2 separate regions of the Homo sapiens genome follow, and region 1 is linked to region 2. The links are chromatin loops, found by intact Hi-C in ENCODE. Cell type or tissue: CD4-positive, alpha-beta T cell. All regions are shown on one strand. Each heading gives the region's core, and the rest is flanking DNA. Links, peaks and the distances in the headings are about the cores only. Region 1 holds the start of LOC105378430 (a long non-coding RNA gene). Region 2 has its middle 66 kb from the start of PCGF5.

Region 1 (5,385 bases), core at 70-5,069, 120 kb after region 2:
CTGCCAACAAAGTGGGGAAGGGGCAGCTCTGACCCAGTGATCAAATGTCCCCAGGGCTGTCTCTGTCTCTCATCTCTACTTCTCTCTGAAGAGCAGAGGCATCACTACCTTGAATCAGGACCAGCATTCAACCCATCGGGGAACAGGATTGTTCACAGGGCTAAAGTCTTATGTCCTGTGGCTTCTACCCCCAGAGGGGAGATGGTCCTCTTCTTTTAGTTCCAACTCTGTGGAAATAATCTAATGAGCCTGGCTTTCCCAGGTCAGATGTCCCAGTTTAAGTTTCTGACCATTTAAAAAGGCAATTGCTAGTTGCAGACAAATAGCTAACATTGTTACCTACTCCTGGGGTGATCGATTGTGGATAGAGAGGTGGGGTCCTGATCAATCCACCTTGGGTTCATTCTCCTCTGGATCTGTCAGACATGCATGTAACAGGCCGTGTAAAACAGACACAGCCCTGGAGCCTCATCTCCCTGAGTCCTTGCTGTTCTCAGAGAAGGAAAAATCACTTCGAGCTTCAGTTGGTGTCTTTTACATCCAAGAATCTGGATGGGAATTGGAGCACAGAGTTTTTCCTTGGGAGGAAACAGGTAGGAGCCCCAATATTATATACCGTGTTTTGCCATTCCTGATAATAAGGCAGTTGGCCTGAGAGAACAGTATTACCGGGAGCCCCTGAAGGGCCGGGACAATGCCTCATCACCGCTGGGTATATCCCAGGATGCTTGTGAGCAATCCACAATGGTGGAGTTGAAGGGGGCTTGTTACAAACTCAATCGTATAAAGTGCTGGTGAGCACGGGCAAGTGCCCACTGTGCTGACCTGACAATGGGGAGGACTTGAGCTTAGGGAGGCCCTGTGGCAGGGACAACAGGCACCAAAGCCGCCTAAGAGCCAAGGATGTTGGTTGTTGCTTGGAACTGTGAAAATGTAAAGGTAGCTTACCTTTCCTGCCTACTGGTCCCTCCTAGATAACACATCTAAGGCCACCCAATTCACATTTGAAAAGGAAAAATGTGGTCAGTCTCTGTTTACATCCCAAGCAACTGCTGTGAGGGATTCTTGATGGAACTGACTTAATCATACAATTGTTTTGATATCACACAGACAACCACAGTTTTTAGTTTGGAAAAAATTTATGTGTGCATTGACCTGACGCCAGCTGATGGCAGCTTCATCTCCCGGTCTCGCTGGGCTTTGCTGAAACCAGACCCTAAAAAGTATACTTATGATATTAAACTTGTATTTTTTAGTGTTGGAAGAATTATCACTTTCTAAACAGAGCTGGATAATTGGAAAAGGACAGGGGGAAGCTCCTGAAAAACTGTAGTTGAGTTTATGCTTCACTGCTCATAAGAGCAGAGACTGGCATCCGCCTCCTAACTTATATGTGCCACTGAACATTTTATGTGAAGTTCTGTTTCAGGGACTCAATTAAATCTATGTTTCACCCAGCTCTCTCTATATGATAAGTCATGGTCTACCAGCCTTCTTCCATGGCAAAATAAAACTCCATGAGTGGATTCAACCATCATTTGCTACTTGAAAATGCCTCAGAGTCATCTTTTTCTATTTCTACTTTTACTTAAGTTTCTGTCTTTTTGGACACATTCTTAATTTTTTTAATTAAAACTCTATCCTTTTAGGGATATATGTCAACATATCAACTGCTTTGTCACATTCTTTGCTAACGCCAATGTCATCAGAATTTAAAAAGCTGAAGTGAGGAATTGCGTTTTGGAATGAAAGCCACGTGAGCAGTAAGGGCAGCCAGCCAGAACCTTCCGGGGAAGTGAATGAAAGCAGAACTGTGGTGGAAGAGTTTAAATCCCCTTTACAGTTCCCGTCATCCTCCCCCATTTCCCAGCCTCTAGGGCCGACTGGAACAAAGGTGGTGTCATATTCCCTGGGCACACTGCCTGCCACTGCACTTTTGTTTTTTCCAGTTTTTTTTTTTTTTTTTTTTCTTTAGAGCAGTTTTAGGTTCACAGTAAAATTGAGAGGAAGGTACAGAGACTTCTTTCCTATATACTCCCTGCCCCAACACAGTCACAACCTCCCCCATGACCAGCACTCCCCACCAGAGCAGTGCATGTGTTACATCGGCACATCGTTATCATCCAAAGTCCACAGTTTACACTTGGGTTCATTCTTACTGTTGTCCATTCCACGGTTTGGACAAATATATGATAACATGTATCCTCCATTATAATATTACACAGAATAGCTTCTTCCACTGCTCTTAAAATCCTCTCTGGTCTGCCTATTCAACCCTCTCTTCTGACCTCTGACCTCCATTGATGTTTTCATTGTCTCCACAGTTTTGCCTTTTCCAGAAGATTCTACAGTTGGAATCATGCAGTATGGACCCTTATTGGATTGGCTTCTTTCACTTAGTCATGAGCATTTAAGTTTCCCTGTGTCTTTTCATGACTTGAAATGATAGCTCATTTCCTGCCACCATACTTTTAGTGTAAGCACCAAGTTTTCATTCTTCCTGCCCCCACCTTGACAAAGCATACATCTTAGAATCATTTCCTTGCCACCAACTTCCCCTGTGTGGGTGAGAGAAAATCAGATTACACACCAAAGTCTAAACATCGTGCTTCTCCACTGGTTTCCTGGTACCCAGTGTCCTCCTGGGCTTCGAGATTTCCTGTTTGAAAACCAAATGTGTTTGCCACCTTGTGGTCTGTATTTTTAAATTTGTTTTTAGCCAGATATTGTTATCAATAAATTCATTGCCTAGGGCCGTAAGTGTAAGTGTGTGCCATGTATTTGTCCTTGTTTAAGATTTCCATTCCGTTTAACAATGATGGTTAAAGTTACGAGGCTATTCATATTGGACATTTGTACATCAGAAATACAGAACTGTCTCTCAAAACCCTGCATATCAGAATAGTTAGCAGCAGCATGGGGAAAAGTATCCAAGAAGCTATTTCATTTCCATGGCAGCCAGGACCCAGACGCGAAAGCTTTATAGATTAAAATCAATGCCTGAATTGCATTCAGAAAGCCTGAATTGCCTGTCAGACTTCAGGACCAGCGGCTCAATGTGATAAATGAGGTGGAGGGCTGCATCCAGGCAAGGGAGTGCGTGCCGCATTAGCCAGCACTTTGGATCCTTTTTCAAGGCAAATACCAAATGGGATGAATTACTGGGAAACAGCAAATGAATGTCAAGAATTTGAGATGTGGGGGTTATAATTTACTAATTACTGGGAAAAGATGAACACAAAGTCAATGTGTGAAAGAATGTGGTAGGGGGAAGGCTAGATCAGGGAGACAAAGAGAGTGAGCTGCACAGAAGGCTGCTCCTGTTTTCTGTTTTGATAAAAAGAGATGGATTTTAGAGGCATAGATACCTGGTTGAACTCCCAGCTTGGTCATTACCAGACCAAATTGTATTGTGTCATAAATTGTAATTAGCATGAAAAGACACGTATATGAACACCAAGCCTCATACCTGGCACATAGTGGGCAGTCAATAAATGTTAAATCTGCCTTTTCCCAGATCCCTTTCTATTCTTTTCTTATTTAGCAAGCAATCTCAGTACTAAGTCATAAGAGACTTTGTACAATGATTCAGTGTTGGAGAATGAGCCTACCTTCCTCCCATGGCAGGTCACTGATATTCAAAGACAGTGAAGCAAAGATGCAGAATTGAGAAACTTGCAGAAATGCTGTCACAAAGACTGGGTTCACTATAAAACTGCATACATATTATGACGTTTTGATGCCTGTACAGATGTGTCACATGGCAAAATAATGGACCATGGTTTTATTCTCCCGTGCTCTTGCCTCTCTTTTGTGACACTAATGCATTCTCTGAGCCCAGTGGGAGCTAGGCAGAGTAGTCTATCAATCACATGCTCCCAACAGGGCTACAGCTCTCAAGCAGCCAAGACAGGGACTTCCTAGGGTCTCCTCTCTGCCACCATGGATAGGAAGGATATCATCTGAAGAGGAACCACGGAGTAATTGAGCAAGATGTGAAAGAGCAGCCAAGAGACACAGATGCTTATGCTGGACACTTGCCAACCAGTTGTGCAAAATGAAGGGGTCAGACCAGAGCATCACTTCTTTCCCTATTTTTACTAGTTCTTTAAGAGACTGTGTAAGGAAAATATACACTCCCCTCCCTTTCTCGGTACTAGTGCCCTCGATTTTTGGTTGTGGATATGGGTACTCAGAATGCCGACCACACTGACCAGTCTTCCTTGCAGCTGTGCCAAGTGATGAGGTTCTGGACAATGATATGAAAGCATAGGTAGTATGTGCAACTCCTTGGAAGTGTCATTGGAAAGGAGAGTGCATATGTCCTTCTGCTGTCCTTCCTTGTTCTTGCCGGTGTTATGCGTTTGTAGTGGCTGAAACTGGAGCAGCCATCTTGGACATGGATGTGGAAGCTACAAGCTGTGGAGGGTAGAACAATGCAACAGAAGGAGACAGGGTTCCTGAGGCTGTCTGGGGCCATGGCCAACCCTAGACTATCTAGATTTCTTTTATGTGTAATAAAGGAAAAAATGTCAGCTATTCTGAATTTTATGTTACTCAAAATTAAACCTTAATCTTAATTAACTAATAGAGATTTTAATAAATGTTCTACTAAAATGGGTCCCTTGGGCAAATAAATCCTGGAAATGTTGTGTATTACAGACACTTTTTAAAGATTTGCAGTGCAATTTAGCCCATTACAGGCTAGTATCCGTGGGCTCTTGCAACTCAGAGTATAATCCCTGGACCAGCAGCATCAATATCACCCAGGAGCTTGTTAGAAATGCAGAATCTGGCCAGGCTCAGTGGCTCGTGCCTGTAATCCCAACATTTTGAAAGGCTGAGGTAGGAAAATCCTGGAACCCAAGAGTTTAAGACCAGCCTGGGCAACATAGCAAGACCCCATCTCTGTTTTTAAAAATGCAGAATCTCAGGCAACCCCAAACCTACTGGGTCAGAATCTACATTTTTAACAAGACTCCCAGGTTATTTGTCTGCAATTCGTTTGAGAAGCACAACCATAGATTACAATATGGAAATGGCATCCTATGGTCTTTGAGTCTGGAATAGAAGTAGCAGCATACTGCCAGTGGGTATGTCTGGAGATCCTGGAGCACAGGAATGAGCATGGGTGGTTTTCACAGCCATAGAATGGCCGTGTGCTCTTCAAGCCTGAGGTTGCTGCTATCAACTCCATGAATCCTCCAAAAATTTTCAGCTCTGAGTTTTGAGTCATTTTCAGGACCAGGCCATCTTGGTTGTCATTGACTGAGCTAGGGGTTTGTGGCAGACATCCTCTTCCTCCCTCCTGGAGACTTTTGCTTCTGTAGGGATCTGGATCTCTGACCGGAGTGTCCCCCTGGTGCTGCACATCTTTGTGTCCTA
Region 2 (5,385 bases), core at 148-5,147:
ACAACTGTTATTACAATAGGTTGCTAATGGTTTCACTGTCTCCAAATTCTTCCTCTTACAGAGTGAACCCAGCAGAAGAACCAACTTCAGTCAAAAATTTTATAGGCATAGTAAAATGGTGCCATTTTGCCATATAAAATCAAATTCAACATGCATTCAGACTATCAATAAAATATGAGTTTATATTGTCAAGCCTTTCTGGTTCTGAAATATATAGTAATAACTAGCTATGTGATCTTGGGCACATTTAATTCTATGAATTGCAATGTCCTCAGTCTGTTAACTGTTGATATTGTTAGTATATGTGCCTAACTCAAAGGGTTGTTTGAAAATTAAATGGGATAACAAATGTAAAGTACTTAATAGTAATAGTTGCAATAACTATTTGTTGTGGTCCTACTATTGATCAAACATTAGTCTAAGCTATTTAAATGAATTATGTCACATCAACCCTATAACATGGATACCATTATTATTTCTAGATGAGAAAACTGAGGCCCAGAGAAGTTTAAAAACTTGCTTAAGGTCAACTAGCTAAGAAGTGGCTAAACCAGGATTCAAAACTGGGCAGTCTTACTTGGACAAACCTGTACACCATTCTGTTACATGGAAATAACTTAGTATATAGTAGTTAATTTGTTATTTATTATCATTATTACCACTTTAAAGAGAGGAGAAAACCATTTTTCTGCTTTCCTTCAAGATTTGTTTCTGAAGTTGAGCCTTAGCATCACTTTCGGAAGAGATGGATAATTCTTGATAATTAAATGTGGTGGGTACCACTTGTTTGTACTTCCCAAAGAGAGGTAGGAAGGATGGTTAGGGGTTCTTGCACTGCCTGGACCTTGTAATCACCCTGGTCCTCCCCATATCCACTTTGCCTTTCATAATATCCTTAATATTATAAAATGGGAATGACACAGGCAATCTCTGACTCGGGCATAGTTCATAGTGACAGGCCAAAGATTTATTCTCTGATTGCCCCTTACAGTTCCTTTAGGGCTTTCTCGTGGATAGAACCAGAAAATTCTCTGTGTGTAGCTCTGCTTGTTCTACCTCAGACATTTCTGCCTCAGAAGACAATTTAAGAAAGGGAATCTCCCCAGTGGCTTCCCAGCAAATAATTCTTTTGGTTTCTACTACAGTTATTTTATTTCTTGCCCCTAGGGTATCTTTTGCACCACAATCATCAAATGGTCTTATCTAACCATCTTCTGCCTGCTGACGATGCTAAAAATAGAATAAAATGCCTTATTACTGGTTTTGAAGTTCCTTTCTAGGTACCCATGAATTATTATATTTCTGCCTTGTATGTGGCACACCATACCCTCCCTGTTCCTTTCCTTTCCTCAACAGTGTGTTTTCCCCCTGAGCATCTGGCTGTTTATATTTGAACATCTAGTCTTTTGGATTCGTAGCAAAAATTGACCTTGCCCTTCTAATAATGAGATTTTCATAGATCCTAGAATCATAAAATGCTAAGTCTTGAAGGAATTTTATAGGTAACAGAGGCCAACAGATTCCTTTTCTAGTGAGGAACCAAGACCCAAAGAAGCCAAGGGTCAGATGCAAGCTACAAAGCCTATGATGGGAGGAAGCCGGAACCATACCAAAGACATCTGCTCCATTTGTTTCTTATGAGTTGGAGTAGGATACCTGGAAATAATGAGGAATTCACAGTATATTTTCCCCAAATGTTTTAAGTTTTTGTATCAGTGGTTTTCTTAATACATTTTCAGGAGACCTGCAGGAATAGAATTCCAGGATTTAAAAAATTGAGGCATAGAAAGACAAGAATTATAGAGCTGGGATTGTGTCCCTTAAGGATCATCTTTCTTTCCCAGTGGTACTTTGTACAGTGCTTTGCGCACAGCCAACCCTCAACAATGTTGATGACAATGATGGTTAAGGATGACTATGTCTCATATTTCTCTGTTCTCAGTCCTTTTCTACCATTTTGTTCCCCATAGCCCCAGCTATTTCTGTGTTTCAAGCCTTCTAGAAACCTGCCTCATCTTGTTTGGAGTTTAATGAGGGCATTGGGTATGTATTCTGTAGCTGCCTTCCATAGTTATGATGATAGTAATAACTTCAAATGATTAGGGATCTACCCTCAATCACACATATACATTTTGAAACCTTTCTAAACTTGAGGAAGTATGTTCCTAATATGTTACCAGTTATTGCAAAAAAGAAACATTCTCTGGTTAGAATGTTTCTAACCAGAGAATGGAAATACCAGATGAAACAAAATTAAACAATTTAATGTTGATTTGTGTTTATAGAAATTTTCAGGATCTTTAGAACACTAATGTGAACCCTGAATTTCTAAGGGGACAGGGTGATAAAATATGTAGAATTCCCCAAACATATTTGACCATAAAATCATTTACTCATTGAACATCTTTCTAATGGGACTGTTTCAAATGATCAGATACCTTTCCCTAGGGCTTGTTTCCTTCTGAGTAATGTCTAAGACCGTGCCTCTTCTCATTATTTATCATTTCAGGACAGATGCTGTTATTTCTCAGCCTGAATTTCTGTTATTTCTCATCCTGATTTTCTCTAACCATAAGCTGTTTAATTCTGACCTCATATGTGAGCTGCTCAGTTCCCATAATCATCTCAGCTGTCCTGTTCTAATCTACAGTTTTCAAGGTGCAGAATCAAAAAAGTTAACGATAATTACAGTGATGACAACTAATATTTATTGAGTTTATGCTGTGGACCAGACGTTGAGCTAACATGTGTTATAACATCCTACTTAATTGTCACCACAGCCCTATGAGGTAGTTATTAATATTTTCATTTTACACATGAGGAACCTGAAGAGAGCTTATGTAACTTCCCCCAAGAAAGTGGCATGTGGAGGAATTAGAGCTGGGTTTTTAACCTGTGTTCGACTTTTACCTGATACCTGGCATTGCCCTTTCAGTGCTAATTCTCTCTCTCTCTCTCTCTCTCTCTCTCTATATATATATATATATATATATACACACACACATATATATATGTGTGTATATATATGTGTATATGTATATATGTGTGTGTGTGTATATATATATATATATTAATAAAAATGTGCTGCCTCTCCGAGCAGAATCATTTTAAAAGCAAAGGGCCCGTGGTCCAGCCTTCAGTTCACTCTTTTGTGCTTGGCACAGTACTTGGCATTCTGTAGCAAATACTCCTAGGAAAAGAGAGATTAAGGAACTTGCCAAAACCATTCAGGTAGTAAATGATAGACCCACGTTTTGAACACATACTCCGCTCATCACACCCTCTCATGGAGTTCTCATCAGCACCACGCTCAGTGTACCAGGTGAGTCCCCCTTGTTTTTTTAGGCCACCCCCACTCGGCTTCTGAGCATCCCAAACAGGGAGTTTTGTCCACTCCTAACCCCACGTTCATTCTGCCCTCTCCCTAACAGAAAGCATCCTAAACCTTGTGAACTAAATTTACTGGTAAATGGCTAGTGGGCTAATGGCACTTTGGTGGTTCTCCTTTGCTAATTTTATTGTCGTTAGGAAGATGTCCTCAACCCCAGCACTTTCCATTTGGGAGCTTTTCCAGAGGTCAAAATCTCTCAATTTACAACCAAAACGCCAGGGCGGCAGCGAGAGTGCGCGGCCCGGTCGTGGTACGCCCCTGGCAACCCCGCGGCACCGTTACCTCCACGCACGAGCCATTGGCGCGCCCCGTTGTAGCCACTGGAGACGCCACACGGCCTTTTAGGAAGGCGGGCCATCAACTGGTGTTCAGGAGAGAAACGTGGCCACCTCCCCGCGGGCGGGTGCTGATCTGCAGTGGAGACTGCGCCCCCACGCAGAGAGCAACCGAAATCCCCTCGGGCCGCTGGGTCTTGCTTGCATGGCTGGACGCCGCCTGTCCAAGGCTTTAGCGACCGTGTCTCCCTTCATGACCTTGGCCTCTGTGACAGGCGACCGTGTCTCCCTTCATGACCTTGGCCTCTGTGACAGGCAGGCCCGGCAGCTGCCCCAACATCCTGGCCAGCTGGAGCCTGTTTTCCTCACATAGGTTTTCTCTAAACTTCATCACGTCAGGTTCGAAGCGCACTGCTGAGAAGCCCCACGAGAAGGCCCGGACATCTCCGTACCCTGGCTCCAAGGTGGAGCGAAGCCTGGTTCCCCATGAGAAAATGAGCTGGCTGGTCGAGTGGCGAGAGTAACGCCCGTGGAGTACATTGCCAGCTCTGTCTTGCCTGGGCCCGTGTGGGCAGACCCTCAAGTGGGTGAAAGGAACTTCTCTCCTAAGTTTAACGAAAAGGATGGGCATGTGGAGAGAAGGAACCAGCATGGCTTATATGAGATTGAGAAGGGTAGACTTAGAAATCCTGCACCTCGGACAGGACTGGTTGGCCAAGGGCCTTTGGGGTGTTGGGGCCCCAATCATGCTGTAGATTCCATCTTAACCAGATGGAAAAGGGATAGCAAGGGAAACGAAATTATCCACCCTATTTCTGGAAAAAATATCCTGCAATTTGTAGCCATCAAAAGGAAGGACTGTGGAGAATAGGCAATCCCAGGGGGTATGGTGGATCCAGGAGAGAAAATTAGTGCTACATTGAAGAGAGAATTTGGCGAGGAAGCCATGAACTCTTTACAGAAATCTAGGAAAGAAATGCAGGAGTTGGAGAGACAATTGCACAAACTCCTCAGTCAGGAACATTTTGAGGTCTATAAAGGCTACGTGGATGATTCTAGAAACACAGATAACTGCTGGATAGAGACAGAGGCTGTGAACTACCGTGATGAAATAATGGACCATCTTCCTCTGGAAGCTGGCGATGATGCCAAGAAAGTGAAATGGGTGGACATTAATGATAAACTTGAGCTTTATGCCAGCCTCTCCCAATTTATTCAACTTGTGGCTGAGAAACGAGGTGCCCACTGATGTGAGGATATGTATCCTGATTGCCAGGGATAGTAGCTTGGAGTCTCATGTGAGCCAAAGGCCTTCAAATGATCAAGAGTGGATAAGAGGCAAACAGCACATAACTCCCACTAAACAGGACAGGGAGGGTCACCTCTTTGGTGATTACTTCCAAAACTGTGCTGTGTGAAGGCTTTGTATTAAGGAATAATAATAGACAAATACGGGGAAATGGGATCACAGAATTTTTGGCTTTCCTGTTAGAAGAAGAATATACTCATATGCTGTATATATTGTATACATGGTTTAAACTAACTTACACAGCTACTGCTCTTTGGAGAATTGTAAGAAAAACAATGACATCTTCCTTAACAACCATAGCCTCTACTTTTCAGCCAGTTTGCATTTGTCAATTCTTCTTTCTCCTGATGTTTTAATGTGGCATAATCTAATGTATAATCTGACTTTTGAGTTAACATTTATTTTTTAAA

The links. Peaks named below come from ENCODE experiments on the same cell type or tissue, not always from the same donor. Only the 100,000 strongest peaks of a DNase experiment are listed, where the experiment ranks them.
Region 1: a loop joins it to region 2, with 1.9 times the contacts of the local background. A loop is called at or near these places in 10 of 110 quality-filtered maps.

Annotation. Positions count from the first base shown.
Region 1 is chr10:91,031,421-91,036,805 of GRCh38, reverse strand. It overlaps LOC105378430 (a long non-coding RNA gene), which reads right to left and starts at 3,640. Exons shown (of 3, transcript NR_134319.1): 1 at 3,612-3,640. In CD4-positive, alpha-beta T cell, for the core only: no CTCF peak of the experiment used is centred there; a DNase peak (open chromatin) is centred at 2,575; H3K27ac peaks cover 1,375 bases.
Region 2 is chr10:91,152,157-91,157,541 of GRCh38, reverse strand. It overlaps the pseudogene NUDT9P1 and a transcript of PCGF5 not described here. Among named protein-coding and RNA genes, the nearest start is that of PCGF5, 66 kb to the left of the region's middle. In CD4-positive, alpha-beta T cell, for the core only: no CTCF peak of the experiment used is centred there; no DNase peak of the experiment used is centred there.